Linked DNA regions of Homo sapiens: region 1 is linked to region 2. Evidence: read pairs that join two places in POLR2A ChIA-PET (ENCODE). Cell type or tissue: MCF 10A. All regions are shown on one strand. Each heading gives the region's core, and the rest is flanking DNA. Links, peaks and the distances in the headings are about the cores only.

The links. Peaks named below come from ENCODE experiments on the same cell type or tissue, not always from the same donor. Only the 100,000 strongest peaks of a DNase experiment are listed, where the experiment ranks them.
Region 1: POLR2A ChIA-PET joins it to region 2 with 12 read pairs; 2 of 35 experiments call an interaction of 5 or more read pairs at or near these places.

The regions. Positions count from the first base shown.
Region 1 is chr18:31,241,800-31,254,096 of GRCh38, reverse strand. LOC105372049 (a long non-coding RNA gene) reads right to left here. Exons shown (of 4, transcript XR_001753388.2): 2 at 3,653-3,773; 3 at 2,928-3,098. Among named protein-coding and RNA genes, the nearest start is that of DSG1, 70 kb to the left of the region's middle. In MCF 10A, for the core only: no CTCF peak of the experiment used is centred there; DNase peaks (open chromatin) are centred at 6,086 and 8,086.
Region 2 is chr18:31,505,442-31,517,738 of GRCh38, reverse strand. All of the region lies in intron 1 of DSG2 (desmoglein 2), which reads right to left. Among named protein-coding and RNA genes, the nearest start is that of DSG2, 13 kb to the right of the region's middle. RefSeq lists enhancers at 870-1,413, 6,416-6,485. In MCF 10A, for the core only: no CTCF peak of the experiment used is centred there; DNase peaks (open chromatin) are centred at 3,998, 5,068 and 8,818.

The sequences.
Region 1 (12,297 bases), core at 2,174-10,173, 260 kb after region 2:
ACTATAGTTAGTAATACTGTGTTGTATACTTGAAATTTACTGAGAGTATATCTTAAGTAGTTTCACCACAAAAAGGTAACTATGTTAAAAAATGTAAATTACCTTGATTTACAAGGATATGTAAATTACCTTGACTGTAGTAATCAGTTCAGTAGGTTTATGTAGTATATGTATGTCAAAACATCACATTGTACACCTTAAATATATATAATTTGTATTTAAAAAATGTAAAATATCGAAACAAAGTAAAAAGAGAAAGGAAGCCAATAGCACTCTTATTCTCAGAGGCAAAACTGGAATTATAGAGTCATTAATTGGAAAAGGGGAGAAAACTTTGCATTGAATAAATATTGAAGAGTTGATTCTCCTATTTGCACCCTCTCTCTCTCTCTCAATACATTTACACATTTATTATATTATTTCTGGACATTTTGATTTCTAAATTTGAATTGCATTTTCTGATTTTATGCCTTAAAGTTCTATTCATCTAAGAATAAGCCAAAAGCCCAATTTTATCTAGAGGCAGGGTGACATTACAGCCAGTGAATGCATTTTAAAAGGATGGTGGGAAGCCAAAAATTAAAATTGTGTTCTACTGATCTCCTTGCTTCTACTATTTAACCCCCATGATCTATTTCTTCAAAGTCGTTTCCTAAAAACAAGTTAGGAATCAAGAATAAATACGTGGATTTATTTTCATTTATTCCGTCAGCACCAGTGATCTGAGGATTTACATCTTTTTTCAGTTCTGAAAGATTCTCAGCTCTTTCTTCACTGGGAGCCCCACTGAATGGTGGTTCCTCTCAGGCTCCCCTCCTTAATTCTTAACTGTTCCGTCATGTGTCTTTAAAATCCTTTTATCTTTCTGTGTTGCATTTGGGTGGAAGTGTACAATACTATCTTTCAATTTATTAAACTCTCTCCTTCTGTCCAGTCTAGAGAATATCTCATCTGTTGATTTTTTAAAAATTTCATCAATGAGTACATTTTGATTTTTAAGATTTCTAATGTGTTCTTTTTCAAATGCTTTTGTTTTTGTATCATTTCTGTCTTGTCTGGTTTCATAATTTCTTTCTCTATCAGAAATTTCCTTCTTTATTTCTTTGAGTATCCTAATCATGTTTATTTTCAAATCATTTTCAGATTGCTCTTACATGCTCATTTTATCTGGAACAATTTACTTTCTGATTGTTGATTTTGTTGGTTTTCTTTCTTCCTGCCATCTTTTTGGAATTTTAATTTATAAGCCTTATATTCATGGTTTACAGCATCTCTGCTGTTATGGTCAACATGCTGACCCAGTTACTAAGCTAGGTGTAGAGTCAGTTCCTGACTGCAAAGTGTGTCTGCTCTCTCTAGCTTCCCTAGTGACTTTGCATAAGCCTTCACCATAAGCAAGAATTATTTTAAGCTTTTTAAACCTCATTTCAAAGGTGGTGGGTGTTTCCACTTCAGCGTCCCTAATTGCAGCTTTAAGCAATTAGCTAGGCTGTAGTACTCTACCACATGGGGGACACTTCTAGAAGCAAGAGTTACTTATCTATTATTTTAGTGTTTATCTTTGAATTTTAATGTGTGTGTGTATATATATCTTTTTTTGTAAGGAAGTCTAGAGTTATCTTGTATTTTTCTGTCTTTCTCCAAAATAAAGCAATGACTTTACTATACCTTAGCTATCCATAAACAATGTTCCCATTTCTGGCCACAACTGTATTTATTTACTTTAAAAAGCATATTAATAATGTATTTTATATTCCTTTTTTAAAACTATACTTTATCTATATATGTTAGGAACATGGCAGTGACAGATGACAGTGTTAAAACCTATACTTATATTACTTGTATCACAATTCTAATGGTTCTCTAATCTCTATAATTGTAAAGCTGTTGCAGAGTTAAAGACTATAAAGAGGTTGTCACATTTCTACTGGTCTGGCTTATAGATTGTCATAAGATTTTAATATCTCAAGTCAAATGGAATGGGCTGTAAAAGAAAAGGATTTATTTTAAAAACTGTTAATACCATAGCATTACTAAAAGAAATATTCAAAAGAAAAATATTCACATTATGGCAACATTGTTGCCATATCTCAAAATATTTCAAGACTTTCCTGGAATTACTTTCAAAGCCTTCCTTCATCAGAGTTTCTGGGGAAAAATCTCTGTCCTCTAAGATGGATTTGACTTTTAACAACGACAAAAAGTCACTCAGAAACAAGTTGCTGGATTCATCTATTATTTAAGCTGGGTAATGCATTATAGATCATAAGCAAATATTTCAGAATAAAAATTATAGAGCAGTGAGGTTCTTTTTCTGGCTTTTAAATTGGGTCTACAAATAGTTCCAAAAGAAGTACTTTAAAATGTTCTATTATTCCAGCTTTCTGAAGCAGTTACAATGATGCGAATGCTCATATCAATCGTAGATCCTGGTATATTTGTGGGAAAAAAATCCATAAAATTACCTAATGGTTGTATCTTAAGAAATGGAAAGAGAACTACAAGTCAGGATGCTTGGGCTCTAATCTCTAGATCTCCCATGAAACAACTCTGGTTCTTGAACAAACAGCTTCACCTGCCTGGCCTCAGTGTCTTCTGCTGTCAAATGGTGGTTGGTGGTAGACAGTCAGGATATGGGTTGGGAAAAGAAATCTAAAGTTTACTCTAGTGATATAATTGTGATATTTATATCCTTTTGTCTATTTCAAGACAGTTTCTGTCATTCTTTAACCTTTACTCTTCTACACTGAAAAACTAGGATTTTATAGCTACTATAACATTTCATAGTTTTATATTCAATTTCATTTTCCCAAACCTTGAATTATTTGTAGTTATCTGTGCTCCTTATAATTTCTTCCATTCATTTTAAAGTACAACAAATCAAACTGGATGCTAAGAACCTAACTGACAGTGTAGCAGAGATTTACCTCCAGGTTTTTGTTTGGCATCTAAAAATATTTTCCAGAGTCTTGACTTGCTCACATTATTTTGCTGAATCATTCGGCATGTGGAAAACTGGGACACCCTTTCTTCTCTCTTCCTCTATCAATTCCCAGGCTTTTAAAGCTGACATTTAGAGCCACATCATTACAGGTCTCCTGAAATGTAGTATAGTTTCTTTGATTTATATTCTAGAAACTGTTTTTTTCTAAAATAAACAGTAAAATACTATATATCGCAACAGGAAGAAAAACCAAAATAATGTAACTGTAAATATTTCTTGTTTTTTTTTTTGCTTTTTTTCGACCATTCCAATAATAAGAGTAACAATACCTTTAAAGATAGATTCAATGTCGGAATTAATAGGATGCAGTGAATGTCTGCATCTAGTGAGCATAATAGAATATGGAATAAATAATTATAAATCAGTGTAGGAAACAAGTTAGTGAAAAGTCAATAATAAGGATGATTAAATTTTAGATTTTAGGAAAGTTGATGAAAGTGTCGTCTTAGAATTCTAATGAAAAAAGTATTTTCTTTGATTAATGTATGTGGGATTTTATTTAGTGTCTAGGGAATGGTATTAATGATTACTACAAACATGTTTATTTCGTGATTTTTTGATGGTTCAATTTTTATGGTATTTTAAAAATCCCTTGGGAGAAAAATAAGGCAAAATGAGGGTCTAGGACTTGAGTGACCTTAGTTTTACCTTATTGATGTGGCCCCGTTCATTCCTGAGATGATAGCTCCTCAAGTTTCCTGCTGCTGGCTGCTGCAACAGGCCACCAAAGCCGACAGAAGCTATCCTGGGACTTCATGTGAATCTGTAACTTATGTAACAAACAGGAATAGAGAAGATTATGATTTTTCTGTATTTTTGAAGGAATTAAAGTCAAACTTCTTAGATTTCCTTCTAGCTGGTAAAAACAAGGGAACCATTTTTTGTTAAGATTTATAAACTGAAGAATTTCCTATCAATGCAGAATTCTAATTTTGACCAGTTGACACCTAAGCTTTTGAAAAATTTTTCACACATTGACTGGATTCCATTGTTTTTAAATATCCTGATCTTATATCTGGAACTCTGTCTGTACATTTTTTCTGTTTCAATTATAACTAATTCTGGCCTTATTTGGGAGAAATTGAAGAAATGGCTTTTAAGTAACTTTTGCTGTTTATTTGGTGTTTGTCTTGTGCTCAGGCAGAAAAAAACGGATGCCTGCTTTGCTCCCATGAGAAAACAACCTGATTATTTTATTATTATCATTATTTTTGCTTTCTTTCTTCCTGGAACCATTCCCTCAGTCCCACTCCACACATTTCACTCCAAACCTCACTGCCATCATGATACCTATTATGTAAAGAACACTCGTGATTAAAATTTCCCAGCATCATCTGAATTCTTTTTTGCATTAAATGACAGGTATAGCTCACCAAACACCACCTATAATACAATCAGTGGAAGAGGAAACAATTTTTACTCCATCAATAGATTATTCAATATGATGAATGATGATCTTCTATTTGATCCGTATCTTAACATATTTCTGGGCTCATTACTGATGAAAAGGAATCATCCTAACAGTATTGATACTAGTGTTGGTATAATGATTAATTTTGTGTCCACCTCACTGGGCTATGGAACACCCAGATATGTGGTGAAACATCATTCTCGGTGTTTCTGTGAGGGTGTTTTCAAATGGGATTGACATTTGAATTGGTTGACTGAGTAAAGCAGATTGCTCACCCTAATGTGAGTGGGCCTTATTCAAGCAGTCAAAGGCCTGAAAAAGGCAGACTGTCTATGAGTAAGAGGGAACTCCTTTTGTCTGACTGCCTTTGAATTTGGTCATCAGGTTTTTTTCTGCCTTGGACTCAAACAGAAACATTGGCTCTTCCTTGGTCTCAAGTCTGCTGGCGCTGAGACTGGAATTATATCATCTGCTCTTTGGGTCTCCAGCTCATCAACTCACCCTGCAGAGAGCTTGGGACTTGCCCACAATTATGGAGGGGGGCTAATTCCTTATATTAAATCTCTTTTTGGTTTTGTTTCTCTGGAGACTTCTTGACTAATTTAAGTGACTTAGTTTCAGATATACATTTCTGGCAAACAAGAATGACTTTTATTTCTAACACCATAGCCTTCCCCTGCAGGCTCATGCATGTTCATATACAAACCTCAAGTATGTGTATAAGTTTGATGCTTAGAGTCAAGAATGAATAACTCTGTGGTCCATTAGTTTTGCTTAAAAAACTTTTATGAGGCCAAGTGCAGTGGCTCACGCCTGTAATACCAGCATTTTGGGAGGCCGAGGCAGACGAATCACCTGAGGTCTGGAGTTCAAGACCAGTCTAGCCAATACGGTGAAACCCTGTCTCTATTAAAAATACAAAAAATAAAAAATAAAAATAAATAAAATTAACCAGGCGTGGTGGCAGGTGCCTGTAATCCCAGCTACTCAGGAGGCTGAGGCAGGAGAATCTCTTGAACCTGGGAGACAGAGGTTCCAGTGAGCCAAGATCGTGTCACTGCACTCCACCCTGGGCAACACAGCAAGACTCTGACTCAAAAAACAGAAACAAAAACAAAAACAAACAAACAAACAAACAAAAAACTTTGGTGAGTTATCACCCATATTGGTAATGTGAATAATCTACACTACTACTCGATAACATCCAAGAGAAAGCTGAAATGGGATAATGTGCAAAAGATGCTTTGGTATTGTTTATTCTCATCAATATTACCTATAGTGCTTATATCTTAGGTGGCATGAATCGAAATGGAAGCAAAGATACTGTTGGAGGTTTCCATCAATATTTTTAAAATGTAGCTGCTCATTTGTAATGCATTGGTCATGTTGATAGAGAATATTTAGAGTATGTCAAAGTGCTAACCAGTTTATTTGCCATTCTGGTTATGTATGTTTTCTTCAACAGAGGTGAGGGACAAATATCTCTGACTAAAAACAGGGAAAACAATAATTATAGTTGACACCTGCACGGTTCCCCTTATCCCATACCATTAGGAGAATATATGAGTGTTTAACTGAGGTAAAACAGAAGTGGAAATACGTTTAGAAACGTGCATCACCACTATTACACAATAGCTCTAATTGCTCATAGAGTTTGATGTGTTTCTTATTGCAAAAGGTCTGAGGGCATCGTTTGTTTTGTCTGTTCTTTATGGGTCAGGAAATAGTGAGAAAGGAATTGAAAAAGTTTGGCTTCTCAGAGCTCACCCTGAAGAGACTATCTCTAGAATGTGAGGTCATTTCTTATCTGAAGGGTTGGTTTATTTCCACATCCATGAAATGTCATTTTCTCTGCAGACACTGCCAATTTAAATTTATTTTGTGTGTGATGTAGACAGATGTCTGCTAGGAGCTGGGCTGAGGCCATTAACACTTCACAAGGGAGGTGGTTCTAGTACCTAAGCGGTAGTTAGCAGCTCTGACTTGTGGTGCTAGTTTTACCAGTGACTGGGCCTTTCAGAATTTGACTAGTATTTAGTACAGAGGCTTATTTCTTAGAAACTTTTTCTATCATGAGCAAGAAAGAAAAACTAAGACGTGTTCTTCAGTTGACTTGTCTTAAAGGTAGCTAAATTAATTATTAGAGAATAAAGCTACCTCTCTCCCAAGAGAGGGACAATAAACTATATTGTCCATTATTAAAGCATTTTCTCTATTCTGTAGTCCATAAATTTTTTTATGGAATTAGTCTTGTGGAGTATTTCTAAATGGCTTAATTCTCGTTTTTCACCACTGCTTAAGGCATACAAATATTTAAAATCTTAATGAACTGCACATTTTATATATTGTTACAACTGCAAAGATTTATCATTTCTGTGGAATTTAATTGAAAAAGCTTGTTTCTTTTTTTCTTTCTTTTTTTCTTTTTTAAGACAGGGTCTCACTCTGTTGCCAAGGCTGGAGTGCAGTGGCACGACCACAGCTCACTGCAACCTCTGCCTCCTGGGCTAAAGTGATCCTCCCACCTCAGCCTCCCGAGTATCTGGGACTACAGGTGCATGCCACCATACCCGGCTAATTTTTGTATTTATTGTAGAGTTGAGGTTTCACCATGTTGTCCAGGCTGGTCTCAAACTCCTGAGCTCAAATGATCCTCCCACCTCGGCCTCCCAAAGTGCTGGGATTAAGGCGTGAGCCACCACGCCTGGCCAAAAAAGCCTATTTCTTTCACACAAGAATTCTGGCTCCTTCTTTCTTTCCAGGGCTTTCAGGCAAGGCTCATTCCTGCAAGCAGTCTTCCAGCTTTTCTGCATATGTGAGTCTTAGAGGAAAATCTGCTCAGCTAAGCTCCTAGGCTAATAAGCACCTCTTTTCTTCTAATTCTTGAGAGCTTTTGTCTATGGCTGTTGTCAGGACTGCTTTACTTCCTGTTTTCTGGAAACATACACCAAACTGTGGCAGCTGAATGACCAAAGCTATCAGCCAGACTCACTCTATCTGAGCCATCTTTTTCTGGGGTTGTCGGGGAGGGTGGGAGGGCATCTGGTCTCCACTTCCTGTTTTCTGTGTCCTATCTAGACCCATTTCTAATAGATCCTCCAACTTCCATTCTGTTCATTCTGTCTTCTAAGCATCATTCCTCTGAACATTTAACCTGGTACCCATATATCACTATCCAAGTTTAATTTAAGACAACGGTGGCTAACAAATCAATAGCACCTACTTGTCCTGAGATAATTACTGAGCAGTACCAGTGGACTGGTTTCTAAGATATTCTACAATATAAATACAAGGCACAAGGTTTGCTGGTGAGATGTCAGATTTCATTTTGGAATAAGAGTTTCGGATTCCAAGCATGGTATAAAATAGAATATTTTATGTTAGGACATTAATCCAAAGTACCAACTAAATTCAAACTTCTAAAAGTATTAACAAGTAGGAACTAATAAGGTTGACATGGATAGGCTCTTGAGACTAAAGAAGTTATGGGATTATTTTAAATTAAAAAATGGAAATAAAAACACTTTGAAATAAAAGCCAGGGTTTATACCATCAGAGCAAAAACTAGGTAGCCATATAAATAAAACAAATCCAAGCTAAATGTTCAGCAAGACCAAAAGAAGCTTCCATTCCCCGCCCACTTAAATAAAAACACTAACCACACCCACACAGGCTATTTAGGTATGACTCCTCTGAGAAAGAGCTTCTTGCGTTTTCTCAGGGAGGAGTCAAGCCCCCAAACCTCATATTTTGTTTTCGTATGTCCTCTCCTACTATTTGAATAAGCTTTCAAAAATAACACATTGTCATTTCATTCATATAAGTCATATAAAACCTGAGATGTTAGCTTACTGAGGACAGAAAATTTGTGTATTTAATATTTTTAAGCTGTAAGTCCTATATGCTAGATTAGTGTTTACTTTTAATCATTTAAAAAATATTTTTAACTCGAGCCAAATATATTAGGTTGATGAAAAAGTAATTGTGTTTTTTGCCATTAAAAGTAAAGACAAAGACCGCAATTACTTTTACACCAATGCAATACATTTGTCAGACTGCTAAGGGAAGGACAGCTTGCATTACAGACTTCTTTTTGTATCATAAAAACAAAATATAAGCAGTGCTTCACATCTGAATGTGGGAAGTTAAAGATTATTTTATTTCATCATTTTGTTTTTGCTTTTCTGTATTTTCAAAATTTCTTCCATAGCGTATATATATTTTCTATCAGACATAAAATAAAATAGTGTTTACTTTTCAAATGTGGTAATTTCATCAATAAAGATAAAACACTGAAGCCAGTGTTTTGACTCCATTAACATAGACTTCTTTTTAAAAATGTGCAGTAGGTGAGCTCTTATTTTGACATTCATTCAAGCCCTTCCCGATTAGCCCATAGTTCATTTCACTTCAAACATTTCTTCTTTGTGTTTGCAGTTGAAATATTCTCTTAACAGCTCAGAAGGCTGCAGAAAATGCTATGCTTCATCAGGCAAAATGGATTAAAAAGGGAGTGTGCTCAACGCTGGCAGTGAAGGATGTCATTGTCTGACAAACTACACAGCAATTTGAGATTCAGCAGTTTCCTTTCCATTTAAGAAAGCTGCATTGTAAACAAGAAGCTAAATCATGAAGAGATGCAAGATTTGTCTAGGAAATTAAACGTATGTTAGAGACACTGACCAAGACTCGTTTTTGTTGGTGTAAAGGACTCTACTGTGAGATGGGCTGTTATTCAAAAGGTTCCACTTTCGAGTTGTTTTTCTCTGGGTACTACTGCCTCCCCAGCCTCTACAGACTCTAACCCTGCCAGGCAGATTGTTTATGGTGTTGGTCTTCGGGAGTGTGGTGCCTGGGCCTGTTTGTCAGTACCGATTCTTATTGCCCTCTATTTTTCTTCAGGTCTGACAGAATACTTCAGCAGCAGACTAGCCAAGAGCTGGTGCAGGACCACAAAGCTCAGGACACTAACTCCTTTCTCCATTGGGACGGCCTTCTCAGGAGGTTATTCTGATCACCCCTAGTTCCAGTTCTTTTCTATCATTGGGTCAGTTTCTGATGTGTTCAGATTCTGATAAATGTCCCAAGTGCAGCACACACAAAAAGACCAGGGGCTGCCAAGCATTCTAAATGTGCAGGTCTTTGAACCTTGGGGAGCATTTCAATATCCAAATTATTTCTTATTTGATCTTCACAAAACTTTCCCTGTGAGACGAATGTGATCCCCAGGTTACAGAGACAGCCAGATAAAGCACTGAACCCACATCTTCGGACTCCATTTTAGTGAAAACGGAGTTCTTTTTTTGTTTTGTTTTGCTTCTTTGTTTTCCAGGGTGACCTTAGGAAGTCACATTCCTCAAAGGCCAAAACAAACAGACAAAAAGCAAACCTACACAGAAAACAAATGCAGGAAGGAAAAGAGGAAAAAGGCCCTTTCTGATAAATGGCAAATTTAAAGTGCTGATAATAGGAAGATACATTTAAATTGAAAATACATTTGCCATAGCTTCTAGAAGCAATCTTGGAAAGCTTTCCTGTACCCTGAAAACACCTACTTTGCATGACCAATCTCCTCCATGTGGGGAGAGTACGCAGAAGTCATTTGCCAAGGAAGCTGCTGCACCTCACCACTGTGGAGGAAGCATGACCTTTACTATTTCTGCCGTATGATTGGGTGACTACAGTACTGCTCCTAGCATGAAAGCTGGCTCTGTTTTATGGGATTCCCACTGTCCTGCCCTACTTGGGCCGGCGTACAGTGTTAAAGATAACAAATGACCCCATCTGCTGTTTCTGACCATGCTGTATGTGTCAAGTTTAAGTAAGGAAGTCTTACCTCGTGTCCTGTCTGGGCAAGCACAATGACCCGTCTGTAGTACGCGTACCTCCCTGAGATCAAAGACCAAGTCCAGTTTCCAATTTGCTAGACTCCATTGGAAGGTTATTTATCTCAATCCATGAGTTTTAACACTTCGGGCTTTTCAAATGAATTCAAGTTAGAAGGTATTTTAGAAGTCAAATCAGTCTAAGAGCTTATCGGCTAAGGACAGTATGAAAATCAGGAAACCTTTGAGTGGTTTTCAAAATGAATTTCTTACAGTCTCACACTTAGAGACAACTAAAATATAAATTATTTATATGTAAATTGTTCATTCCCCTAGCAGTACCAGTGTTTTCAAGGGAACTGTTGTGAAGACACTAGAGCTTTCAGGGTTCTGGTTTACATCCCTGTAAAATCTGTAGAGCATTGAAAACCTGTTATTTGTAAAACACTCCACAGTTGATTCTGATAATCAAGTCCTCTTTTCAAGAAAGTCTGTTGATTTCTATTTAGAGAAAAAGGAGAAATTAAAAATAAAGCCAACAAACAGCCAGGACCGTCTTAGGGGATTTAACTCTTTATCTCTTTCCCCTGTTGTATGGTCTGCACAGCAGTTAATACTTTCTGAAATCACCTTGCTTTTTACTTGTTCCTTCCCACCCCCTCACCCATTGTATACACTCCATGAAAGCAGAAACATTGTCTCTTTTACTTTGCGCTAAAGTTTGTTGAATGAAAAAAAAAAAAAGACTTCAGAAAGCACCTCTATCCAGCATAGCTTTCATACCTTAAAAGACATAAATCCCTGTACATTTAAGTGATTTACAAATTTTCCAAAACCACAATAAATGAATGAATCAGGATAAGAACCTGGGTCTCTGTGCAGCTCAAGTGTTTGTTATTGTGTGCTAGTTAGTTTCAGGTGGTCACCTGCTCAAGTCCATTTGTCTAGATAGTATTAATTGATTGCCAATAAGTCAGGCACCTCATTAGGTGTTGTGATAAATACAAAAAGTACAATAACACTCTTCTTGCCTCAAAGAATTTATTATCTAGTAAGTACAATAAAACCTGTCCACTGAAACTACTCCCCCAAATCATTCCTCCTCCTACGTGAATAAAATCACTGAATCTTTGGCATGTTCACCAAAGACACAGCAATTAGGCACTCATATTTTGGCAAAGAGTCAAGTGTATTGTACAGTCTATAAAAATCCACTACCAAATTAATTCACCTGTGTGCCCTTTACCCAAGATATTGGTACATGTCACTATGGGAACATGGTTAGAGAGCTCTTTTGATGGAATTGCTGGATGTGACTTCTTCTAGGTATCTACACTTGACCATCTTTTGTCACAGAATTTGCTAATCCCCAAATAGCCACCTTGAGGAGGGGAAAAGAGGGGAACTAGTGCAAACAATAAATTAAGTTTTTATTTCTAAGTGCTTACCCAAGGCCTGAATCTTTCTAATGACTTCAGGAATATACTTGTTAATACAGGGCAGGCAAAAATTTCATGTTGTCAGCAAAACTTTGATGGTATCAAAATAAATATGAGTCATGTAATTTCAGCTTTTGAAGGTGGGGTCTGAGAAACTAGAAAAGATTTCCTGACTGGCAGATAGTGAGACAGCAACAGCCCCCTGGGAATGGAGAATCCCGCATCTCCACCTCCATCCAGTGCAATTGCAGAGACCACCGCCAGGGTGCCTAAGGCTGGTGCATTGAAACAAAGGAGATTCTTTTTCCCTGTCAATATTCTGAAGCTGCATGAAACAAACACCTCTTTTGTGACTCCTGCAGTCTCAGACAGATCAAAGCTTTCAAAAGGAGGTGTTGCTGGACAGTTTCATTGCTCAAGGCTAATGATTCACCTAAGAATCCACCCAGGAAAGTTGCTAAGCTGGTTTGCTGGCTGTTTGGTGAAGACTTTTAAAGAGATATTGCCACATTTGAAGACAGAATTTTACTTTACATAAAAATTATACATACAGAGGACGGCGAAAAGACAATTTATATTCTGATAAAGTAAATGGGATTTCTTTTAATTTTCATCCTT
Region 2 (12,297 bases), core at 1,822-9,821:
CCAACTCTTTTCTTTGGTTCTTCATAGGCACTGTCACACTTGGGACTTCATCATGACCTAGTACTGTTCTAAATACAGTTATGCTTACTCTTAAATTTGCCCAAAAAACTCCCATCTTGCTTTCTGAATATTTTGCACTGTAAAATAATAATTTTAAAAATTGATGCATTAAAGATGTGCATAGTTTTGGAATACATGTGATAATTTAATACATTCATATAATTTGTAAAGATAATTAGTATACTTGGGATGTCAATTACCTTAAATACTTGTCTTTTCATTATGCTAGAAACATTTAAATAATTCTCTTCTAGCTGCTTTGATATGTATAATAGGTTATTGTAAACTATAGTCACCCTGCTGATCTATCGAACTAGTGTACTTATTTCTAACTAGTGGTCTTATTTCTTCTATCAAACCATATATTTGTACCCATTAATCAATTCTTTTCTTCCCCCACCTCCCCACTACCTTTCCCAGTTTCTGGATTCTATCATTCTATTCTCGATGCCCATGAGATCAAAACTTTTAGCTCCCACATATAAGTGAGAAGATGTTGTATTTGTATTTCTGTGCCTGGCTTATTCAGTTAACATAATGACCTCCACTTCCAGCCATGTTGTTTTGCTGCAAATGGCAGGATTTCCTTATAGTTCATTAATCTCCCTGCTGGCTTCCTTCTTCTCTTGGCTCAATCTGAACCAGCACTTTCTAATATGGTAGCTACTTGTGGCTATTTGGATTTTAACCGCAATTATTTGAAATGAATAATCCAGTTGCTCCACAGCCACATGTGCTAAGGGCTACCCATTTGGACAGGGCAGACAGAAAACATTTCCACCGCTGCACACAGTTCTACCGGAGCAGCTAGCAGACTGCTGCCTGCCACTCTGAAGATGTTGTCAGTGACCACCAGGGAGGCTTCATTTTCATGACTGCTATTCCTGCCTCACTTTTCCTCTCAACTCTAGAAACCTATTATTCTCTTTAGTTCTGACCATGTACTGGCAATATCGCTAGAGGAGGCCACAGTGGCTGAATAGATCCCTTACACATTCATGCTCTCAAATAGCTGCTCTTTCCATGGGGTGGCGGTTCCTTTCTAGTGTGACCATATGTCTGCATTTGCTCAGAAGAGTCTAGGTTGACACCTGCTGTGAGGCATTCCATCTGTTAACAACCCTTTCATCCTCAAAAGTGTGCTCACACTATAAATTATATCGTCACTTTGTCATTGCCTTACCCTTATTGCATTTCTAAAATAGGCATTCCAAACTTTAGGAGATGACTCTAGTCACACCTCTGTACCTATTCACTCTTATGAGATGACCCCATGTATTATTTGACTGAGACTATCTTCAGTCATCCTCTCCTTCCCTTCTTTCCCCACAGAAGAGGTGTCCTGACTCCTTTCCAAGGCAAACCATCGTTTGTGTGCTTTATTTGCAACTCTATTTGTTCTCCCACATTTATCTTCAAGAACCTTAATCCTTCCACTAACCTTTTATCTTCCTTCTCCATTGGCTAATCAATACATTTATTTCCTTCTGATTGGCAAACCAAATATATTTAGGTTTTCCTTATCTTAAAAAAAAAACCAGATCCCTCTCTTGTTTCTGTTAACAATCTATTGCTCTATATCCCTCTCTTACTTATAATTCCAAATTGAAATTATTGTCTATATGTATTGCTCCCACTACTCCACCTTCCATTTATGCATTAATTCACTGGACTCTGTCTTTGGTGTAGCTTTTCTCAGTTGTTTGCCTTTTCCCATCTGCATGGTCACATGGATCCACAAAGCCCTAGTTGGTACATCATGGGAAACAAGGCATTCCCTAAAATTTCAAAGTCTCTTTCACATCCTTTGCATTCATTTGAAAGCTTCCTGTAGGGTCCATTCCACAAGTGAATCTTTCAGCCTCTTTCTTTCCTTTCCATTGTCAGTTCATGTTCTTGGCTCTCCATTCCAAAGAGAAACTCAAGGAGAGCAGATGTTCAGCTTCTAGTGTGGGCTTCTCTGGGGCAGATGAACAATCATGGCTAATTCTCTATTTTATGATCAGATCTATGATCTCTTCTTCATTCTGTCTACTATTAACTTGCCCAGCTAGCAATGGCCAGAGATGTCTCTAACCAAAGTGGTGCTCCCCAAATTTATGTATTTTCAAAGGTGGCATGGTATGAAAAGCAAGGGAAAGCAATGCTGAGATAGATCACTTCTCTCTGCATGTTCCTTGGGTGGGAATTTTTGAAGAGAAAGATCAGTGCCTGGATCAGAGAGGTCCCAGTGTCCACATCATCAGGGAACAGCCTTAAAATTTAGTATATTTAGGCCGGGTACAGTGGCTCACACCTGTAATCCCAGCACTTAGGGAGGCCGAGGCAGGCGGATCATGAGGTCTGATGATCGAGACCATCCTGGCTAACACGGTAAAACCCTGTCTCTACTAAAAATACAAAAAAATATTAGCTGCCCGTGGTGGTGGGTGCCTGTAGTCCCAGCTACTCGAGAGGCTGAGGCAGGAGAATGGCGTGAACCCGGGAGGCAGAGTTTGCAGTCGGCCGAGATCGCGCCACTGCACTCTAGTCTGGGCGACAGAGTGAGACTCTGTCTCAAACAAACAAACAAAAAAATTTAATATATTTCTTGCCCATCCTTCTAACCATCAGACTCTTCTCTTTGATACAGGCCATATTAAGTAGTTGGCTGCACTGAATATTTGCTACTTTTATTCTTCCCTACAATCTTACCGGCCCTAGCAAGAGGGTATAATTTACATGTTATTTTAAGTAAATATTATTATTCTGACCAAGTGTCATGTGTTTTACTAGGATATAAGAAAACGGAAGTAATTTACAGTCCTCTAGTCAAACGTAAATTCATCATATGAGCATCTTCACTGATTTTTATTGGAATTTACTTTCTAGATGTGATTTGCTCAGAAATGCAGAAAATCACATGGTTACCAACAGTGCTTCTTAAACTTTAATGTGTATTTTGTTCACTGGGGACCTTGTTAAAAGGAAGATTCCAATTCAGTAGGTCTAGAGGTCAGCCTTACACTTTGCATTTCTAACAAGGTTTCAGATGATAGCAATGTTGTGGGTTCTCAGACCAAATTTTGAGGAGCAAGATTGTAGAATGTGACATGAAATATCATTTGTTTGTTTAGGTACAAACAACAGTCAATGAAGTCTGCCTTATCCATTGTTGTTTCAGTAGTCAGCACAAGAATTTTTGTTACTCTTGACTGCTAGTATCTCGAAGGCAGAAACTCATAAAATATATTTCATTAATGTATGTATTTTTAACATTAAAATCACTTTAAATTGCAAACATGTATAAAAGCAGAGTGAATAGTAACATGCACACCCATATAGCTAACATCCAGTTTCAACAATTACCTAGCACACATTTCTTTTAAAATATGTTTTTACTTAGGAATAGTTTTAGATTTACAGAAATGTTGCAAAGATAGTACCAGCAGTTCCTTTCTCCAATTTCCTCATATGTTAACATCTTAAATAGCTGCTGTACATTTGTCAAAATTAAGAGATTAACATTGGTGCATTTAGTTAATGCACTGTTAACTAAATTCCATACTTTATTCTGATTTTACCATTTCCCCCACTAATGTTCTTTTGCTGTTCCAGGATCCAATCTACGATTCCACATTGCATTTGGTGATCACTTCTCCTTTATATCCTCTGGTCTTTGACACTTTCCCAGTCTTTGTTTCTCATGACCTTGACGGTTTTGAGGAATACTGGCTGAGTATCCTGCACAGTGTCCTCCAATTTGGGTTTATCTGTTGTTTTTCTCACGATTAGATCAGTATTATGCATTTTTGGAAAGAACATCACAGAGCTGAAGTGCCCTTTCTGTCACACCATACTAGCTGGTGTGCAATAGCCACATGACACCACTGGCTAAGGTACTGATTGCAGTTTCTCCGTTGTAAAGTTACTATTTTTCCCAGTCCCTATTCCATTCTTTGGGAGTGAGTCATTAAGTCTAACCCATCCTCAGGGCAGAGGGAAGCGGGGAGGAGATCCTGCCAGACAAGATGCTTTAGTCTGAATTTCCTTATCTGTAACAGGAGAGTAATACATACTGTGGCAGACATTTTCAATTGTCTAGCTTATTGGCATTTTCTCTCATCTTCAGTGTTCATAAAACTCTACTTTGTACTCTCAGGTAGACCCTGCCTAGCTCATGGAGCTGAATGACTGGCATGACAAAGCATGGTATGTATGCCCATTTACTTTGATATTGGCTGGTTTAGGCATAAATGTGTAAGAGAATTTTGGTCAATGAGGTATCAGGAGACCCTACAAAAGATTCTCCTCACTGATTAGAAGAGAAGCACATGCATAACCTTCCTATTTAAGTGCCTCTGGAGACTGTTGAGTGAGGAGGTGACATTTGGAATAGCTACAGCCATGCTGTGACCATGAGGGGAAAGCTAATGAAATGCTAGAGAAGCCAAACTGAAACCATAAAGGCTTTAAGTTACAGAATCGTTCAAATTTGGACCAACTCTCTCTCTAAACTTTTTCTTACGATTGATATTCAACATTCTTTTCTTTAACCTAGTTTTAGTTGGGTTTTGTTACTTGCATCTGAAAGCCACCTAACTAGGATACATCCATTTTGCAGGGCTGATGTGCAAATTAAAGAAATATATGAAATGTAACTATTGCAGTGACTGGCATTCAATAAACAGAATTTATGAGACATTTCCTCAATTCTAAGTTTTGCATGGTCCTTATCTTAAAATTTCTGCAAGTTTGAATTAATTCATACCCTCAATTTCCTGAGCTTGTAGGATATGTTAAGTAACACAATATTCTTACCCTGTTGGATGCTTACATACTGGGGAGACAAAGACAGACCAGGTTTTGATAAGAGCAATAAAAAAAATTAAAGCAGGGTCAGGATAGTAGAGAGTGACTTGGAAGTGTGGGAAAACTCTCAGAAGGGGCTGCATCTGCACAGAGACGTGAATGGTATGAGGAAGCCAGTCAGGCAGAGCCCTGCAAAAGGAACGCCCAGGCCATGCGGTGGTGAATCAGTGATGATGATGTCACAGGGATAGGCCAGTACCCAGTCAGGGAGAGGACTTTGGGTTTTATCCTGAGTGTGAGAGGAAGCCACTGGAAGCTTTTATGTTTGGAAATGATACAACCAGTTTATGTTTGAAAAAGCTCGCTGGTGCTACTGTATGGAGAACAGGCCATAAAGTGGCAAGAACAAATGTATAGAGACCAGACTGTAGTCATTGCATCATTGCAGAAGCACGTGCAATACATAACACTAGCTTAAACCCTGGGAGTTGCAGTAAAGATGAAAGAAAGTAGATATCTCCAGTGTTTATTTTGAAGGCAGAGGCAACAGAGACCTGTGAATGGAATGAATGAGGGCAAATATAGATGACCCTTAGAATTTTGACCCGGAACACCTGGGTGAGTGAAGGCACCATTTCCAGAGATGAGACAGAATGGGGAGAGGGATGGGGTAAGCTGAAGGTGAGGCAGGAGACAGGGGTGGTGTTGAGGGAGGGGTGAAATGGGAGGTAAGAGCCGTTTTTATGTGTTCTGTGTGAATGGCCTTTTGGATATAGGAGTTAGTAGCTCAGAAAAGAAGTTATGCCCGGAGATAAAAATTTGGGAGTCATCAGTCGGTTTTAGTTAAGGAACTGGGATGCATATTAGAGGTTTTGTACATCTTTAATGTAATGTTTCTTTTCTTCTCTCAAAAGGCTGGTATTAAATTGCTGAGCATCTAGGGAGCCAGCGTGACACAGGCAAGGCTAATCTGCTGTGAATTGGGACAGCGGCTATCAGGGGGATCGTAGGGACTGAAGGGAGCACAAGGGGCCTTCTGGGATGCTGGCAATCTGTTTCTTCACCTCGTTACTGGTGACATGGTGTTTTCAGTTTGTGAAGATTCAGTGCACTCGTGATATGTGCACTTTTCTGGATGTATGTTACACTAAAACATCAGAAGAATTGATGTGCATCTTAAAGTCAAGGTTGTCTTGGAATCTAGGTAAGAGGGTTCTGCTATCTGCATTTTTATAGCACGTATTGCAGTAGCATGCTTTTAGTAAGGTGTTATGGACTGAAATATTTGCTTCATTCATTGTACAAAAAAAGAAAAAAGAACTGCACTAACATTTTGTCAATTGTGGAACTGTCTGTTTATTTGACTGAGCAGTTAAGATCTCAGCCACTGCTTTCTAAATAATTTGGATCTGGTTCCTTAAGATCCTCTATCTCACAGAACACATTCTTAATTTAGACCAATCGTTCTCCACTAGGGGCAGTTTTGCCCTGCCCCGCTCCTCCTGCCACTGGGGATATTTGGTAATGTCTGGAGACGTTTCTGGTTGTCAAACCAGGGTGGGGCTCGAGGTAGGGGAGATAAATGCCAGTGGCATCTAGTGGGTAGAAACCAGAGATGCTGTCAAACATCCTACAATGCACATGATAGCCCTTACAACTAAGTGTTATCTGGCTGCAACTGGCCAAGTGCCGAGGTTAAGACACCATGGCTGCGTTTCTCTGATTGGAAGCTACTGTAATAACCAGGGTCAGGACAGTAATACAAGCTGCAGAGGACTGTGGAGATTCTGTACATCTCTAGTGGGTAGTATACTGCAAGTAACATGACTGGAACAAGCAGAAACTCTCTGCCTTAGTCCTCCATTCCCACTCCCTGGCACTTTTTAAAAAACCTGTCCACTCTGTAAGTTTGAGTCACCTCCTGTGGGGATGCTGTGAAGAGGTTTCAAGCATGGGAGGGGTGGCTGGACAAAATGGCCAATAAGGTTTCCTCCAAACACTAAATCTGTGACTTTTTTTCTCACCAGGAACTTGGTGACAGAAAAATGTCACCTGCAACATGACTTTAAGACTGACGAGGAAAAGTAAGCTGCTAGTTCCTGTATCCAAAGCAGTGTTTTCAGATGAACCAAAAAATTCTGCAAAAGCTTTTCTAATTTGCTAAACTCTAAAAAAAGTATTTTATTAACTAGTTTTGCTGCTTTGAAAAACATGTAAAAAATTTTTCTACCATTGGATCCTGCACATCTTATAAAAACTGGACTTCCTGGTATCTGGCAAAAGATTTTTTTTTTTTTCCTGCAGAGGCATGAGGGAATACCAAACACCATCAATCAATGTACTCTTTGTTTTCAAGGTCAGCACTTTTAGAAAAGACTTTCTGTTCTGAAGTCACCTTGATGAGTTTAAACAAGAATCCAGAAGGACTCATGAGTCACTGGATGACAGCTCCTCCTGGCTGACAGGTTCTCTGTCAGAAGTCTTTCCTTTAAAGTAGAGAATCTTGAAGTGTTCAGTGGTTTTATGGTGAGGTGATCCCTTAAACTTTAATAGATCAGACTAAGAGATACCTTATTAAAAATGGATGTAGAGAAATACAAATTAGTTTAAAACATTATTTCAACTTTCAGTCACTATAATGGCTTCTAATGTCCATTCAGCGAGAAATTACTAGAAGGTAAGCAGTGTGCTCAACGGACTATCTTTAGAACTCAAACACAGAGGACGTGGCACTTGCCAGTGGTTCTTTAAATTCATGCCCACCTCAGGCCCATCATCTAACATCTGTGTTATTTTCTTTCCTTGGTTACTCAACCTTCCAACCAGCAGAATGTTTTATAATTCTTTTGTTTCTCCCTTTTATTGTATAGAAGGTCAAATCAAAAACTGCCCAGAGGATCCCTGGTTTATCCCCAATCCATTCTTAAAGAGCTTTCAACTTTGGCTGAAATAATCTGAAAGAAATAAAATGAGATAAAATAAAGGGAGTGGATGCCACTTGTTTATTTCCTCTGGTCACACATCCTGACTTTTCTATTTGTATTGGCAGAGCTGGTGGTCTGGTCTGTAGTAGCGTCCATAGCCACAAAGAAGGCTCTGTAGTCTACAGTCATAGAAATGTACATGTTCAGAAGAGTTCAAGTGACCCAGTGCAGTCAGGGTGGACCAGTGAGTTTGGTGATCTGCTCTGATAAATCTGACGTGGGTCAGATTTATGTTGGAATTCACCTACTGCACTTTTCTCTTCTTAATCTTATTTTGGGGACAGGAGGAAGAAAAGACAGTTTTTATAACATTTATTTTACGGCTAACCAGCATAACTTATTTAGAAAATTCCAACTTAAAAGTCCAACTTACAGATGATCTAGACATTTATATACTCCTATAGCAGTCTCACTCAACAGCTGATTTAAATATGTAATTATATTTTTCACAATTGCTAATTTAAAAAAAAAGAGCAATATTTTGAACTTTTAATTTTTGAACTCTGAATTTGAACTTTAGATAATAATAAATATTTTAAGTCTGACAGTAATAAAGTACATGACTTACCAAAATCTTTCACCTGTTCTTCGGATGTTTGGGCTAATCTGAATGTAACAAATATGATTTTAGGTGAGTCATATTGAAGTTAGTTACAAAGAGGAAGACAGTTTCTTTGAAAGCTTTTTATTAACTCATAGAATTTTAAAATATGCATTTAGCAATGCTTTGCTACACTTGACTTGTTCATTCATGCTGTGAATTCTTATTTCAAGTAAAGTTTTGTATATTCATGGACAGTTCCTATTTTTTCCCTTGACATAGGGCTTTTTAATATTTAATCTTCTTTTCTACTCCAGTTATTTTTATTTTCTAATTGGGATGTTAACAGTGGTTTTCAAGCTTGAGTGGCATTAGAATCACCTTGATAAAACACAGATTACTGAGTCCCGCCTTAGAGTGTCTGACTCAGTAGGTCTGGATGGGGTCCAAGAATTTGTATCTAACAAGTTTCCTGGGGATGCTGATGCTGCTTGGCCCCAAAAGTGGGACCACACTTTTGGAAACCACTGTGTAAAATCACATGGTAGCATAGGAAAGGGAAGAAGAGGAGAGCCTGGATAATTCATAAACTGGATAATGAGCCCCTAGTTACAGACAGATGTGTGAAAAGATGTGTTCTAAATCAGGCAATTCAGGCCGGGCTCAGTGGCTCACGCCTGTAAGCTCACACCTGTAATCCCAGCACTTTGGGAGGCAGAGGTAGGCAGATCACCTGTGGTCAGGAGTTCAAGACTAACCTGGCCAACATGGTGAAACTCCATCTCTACTAAAAATACAAAAATTAGCCAGGTGTGGTGGTGCATGCCTGTAATCCCAGCTACTAGGGAGGCTGAGGCACAAGAATCACTTGAACCCAGGAGGCGGAGGTTGCAGTGAGCCGAGATGGCGCCACTGCACTCCAGCCTGGGTGACGGAATGAGACTCTATCTCAAGAATAAATAAAATAAAATAAAATAAAATAAAATAAAATAAAATAAAATAAAATAAATCAGGCAGTTCAGTAACTGTGAATTCTCCCCATCACAAAAAGATTTTTCATTTTACAAGTATTCATCAACTACAATTGAACTGTAGGAAAACACTTTAGGTAGTGTTTTCCCCTGGTTTATACCTCTTCTTCTAGTTTAACTTTTACTGGTCCTAAGCATTTGTCACTCAAAAAATACCATTTTATGGTGTTGGGAAAACTGGCTAGCCACATGCAGAAAACTGAAACTGGACCCCTTCCTTACACTTTATACAAAAATTAACTCATGATGGATTAAAGACTTAAATGTAAGACCTAAAACCATAAAAATCCTAGAAGAAAACCTAGGCAATACCATTCAGGATATAGGCATTGGCAAAGACTTCATGACTAAAACACCTAAAGCAATGGCAACAAAAGCCAAAATTGACAAATGGGATCTAATTAAACTAAAGAGCTTCTGCACAGCAAAAGAAACCATCATCAGAGTGAACAGGCAACCTACAGAATGGGAGAAAATTTTTGCAATCTATCCATCTGACAAAGGGCTAATATCCAGAATCTACAAGGAACTTAAACAAATTTACAAGAAAAAAACACTCAGCCCTATCAAAAGGTGGGTGAAGGATATGAACAGACACTTCTCAAAAGAAGACATTTATGCAGCCAACAAACATGAAAAAAAGCTCATCATCACTGGTCATTAGGGGAATGCAAATCAAAACCACAATGAGATACCATCTCACACCAGTTAGAATGGCGATCATTAAAAAGCCAGGAAACAACAGATGCTGGAGAGGATATGGAGAAATAGGAATGCTTTTACACTGTTGGTGGGACTGTAAATTAGTTCAACCATTGTGGAAGACAGTGTGGCGATTCATCAAGGATCTAGAACCAGAAATACCATTTGACTCAGCAATCCCATTACTGGGTATATACCCATAAGATTATAAATCATTCTACTATAAAGACACATGCACACATATGTTTATTGAGGCACTATTCACAACAGCAAAAACTTGGAACCAACCCAAATGCCCATCAATGATAGACTGGATAAAGAAAATGTGGTACATATACACCATGGAATACTATGCAGCCATAAAAAAGGATGAGCTCATGTCCTTTGCAGGGACATGGATGAAGCTGGAAACCATCATTCTCAGCAAACTAACACAAGAACAGAAAACCAAACACCACATGTTCTCACTTATAAGTGGGGAGTTGAACAACGAGAACACATGGACACAGGGAGGGGAACGTCACACACTGCGGCCTGTTGAGGCTGTGGGGGTAGGGGAGGGATAGTACTAGGAGAAATACCTAATACAGATGACGAGTTGATGGGTGCAGCAAACCACAATGGCATGTGTAAACCTATGTAACAAACCTGCACGTTCTGCACATGTACCCCAGAACTTAAAGTATAATTAAAAAAAAAGAAAAAACAAAAAAGCAAAACGATACTTTTTCTTTTCCTTGAAGTCGTTGGATTGCTCAAACAAGCAAACTAACTAAAATACAATTTCAATTCAAAATAGCATTTATTAAATGACTAGACATGTAAAAAATATTTTACTCTTTTATTGGTAGGTGTTTTCTGTAATGGCCACAAATGCTTTTGGAATTAGGCAAAATATAAATAAAGCTGTATAACAGACTTCACAAAATTTGATAAACAAAAATTATAGGTTGTCTCCACTCTTTTGCTGCAATATATTCCTGAACTGAAAAGTAAAATGAAGAAAATGATTTCTTTTCACTGGGCAGTTTAAGAAAACCAAGAGCTTCAGACTGTCCTTTTTTACCATTAGATGGCACTGGCCTGTCAGTAAGGCAAACTGCAGGAACTACCAGAAATTAACCGACAGGCAATTCCAAGGTCTAAAGTGGGAAGCAGGCGTTTCATTGGTCTCAAATAAGTGGATCAGCAAAATTGAAAAGAGTGAAAATCAAGGGCTTTAGAAAGTTATATGTACAGTTTTGCAGGATTATATCTCTGAAATGAGGTAAATCTTAATTTACATTTCTTGTTTTTTTCCTTTCTAGAATGATTCTAATTTGCAGTGAAATTAATTATCTAGTTCCAGAAGTTCGGACCTTATTGATGACTCACTGTAGCAAACTGCTGTAAGGGGAATTCACGATGATGCCTCTGGGTTGACAGACAGGCATTTGGTGCCAGGTGAACCTGGGTTTGATTCAGTTTCACCCATTATTAACTTTCATTAAATCCAGTGACTGGCACACAGCGGATATTCAAAAAATGTCAAGTTCTTGTCCTTATACTCCTTTCTCCACTGTAAGCTCCAGGATTGCAGGGGGCAGTTCACATGTCCTTAGAAGACTGTTGGTCATATAGTAGACGCCCAATTTGTGACTGCTAAATGCATAAAATTTAAACAAAAATTTACTACTCGGCCAGGTGCGGTGGCTCACGCCTGTAATCCCAGCACTTTGGGAGGCTGAGGCGGGCCAGGTCAAGAGACCAAGACCATTCTGGCCAACATGGTGAAACTCTGTCTCTACTAAAAATACAAAAATTAGATGGGCGTGGTGGCGTGCACCTGTAGTCCCAGCTACTCGGGAGGTTGAGGCAGGAGAATCGCTGGAACCTGGGAGGCGGAAGCTGCAGTGAGCCGAGACTGCACCACTGCACTCCAGCCTGGTGAAAGAGAGAGACTCCATCTCAAAAAAAAGAAAAAAAAAAAAAAAGAAAAAAAAATTACTACTTAACCTATCTGGGCATTAAATAATTCTCTTAAACACATGAAATCCATATCATTATTCCAGCTTTTCTAAACACAGAAAGATACTTTAACTCACATTTTTAAAGAATACGTCCGTGCCCAAGGCATTTAGCTAGTTTATAGATAAAAGATACAAAGATCTTGCTCTGAAGAAGCTTACAGTTTAATAGGAGGATCAAA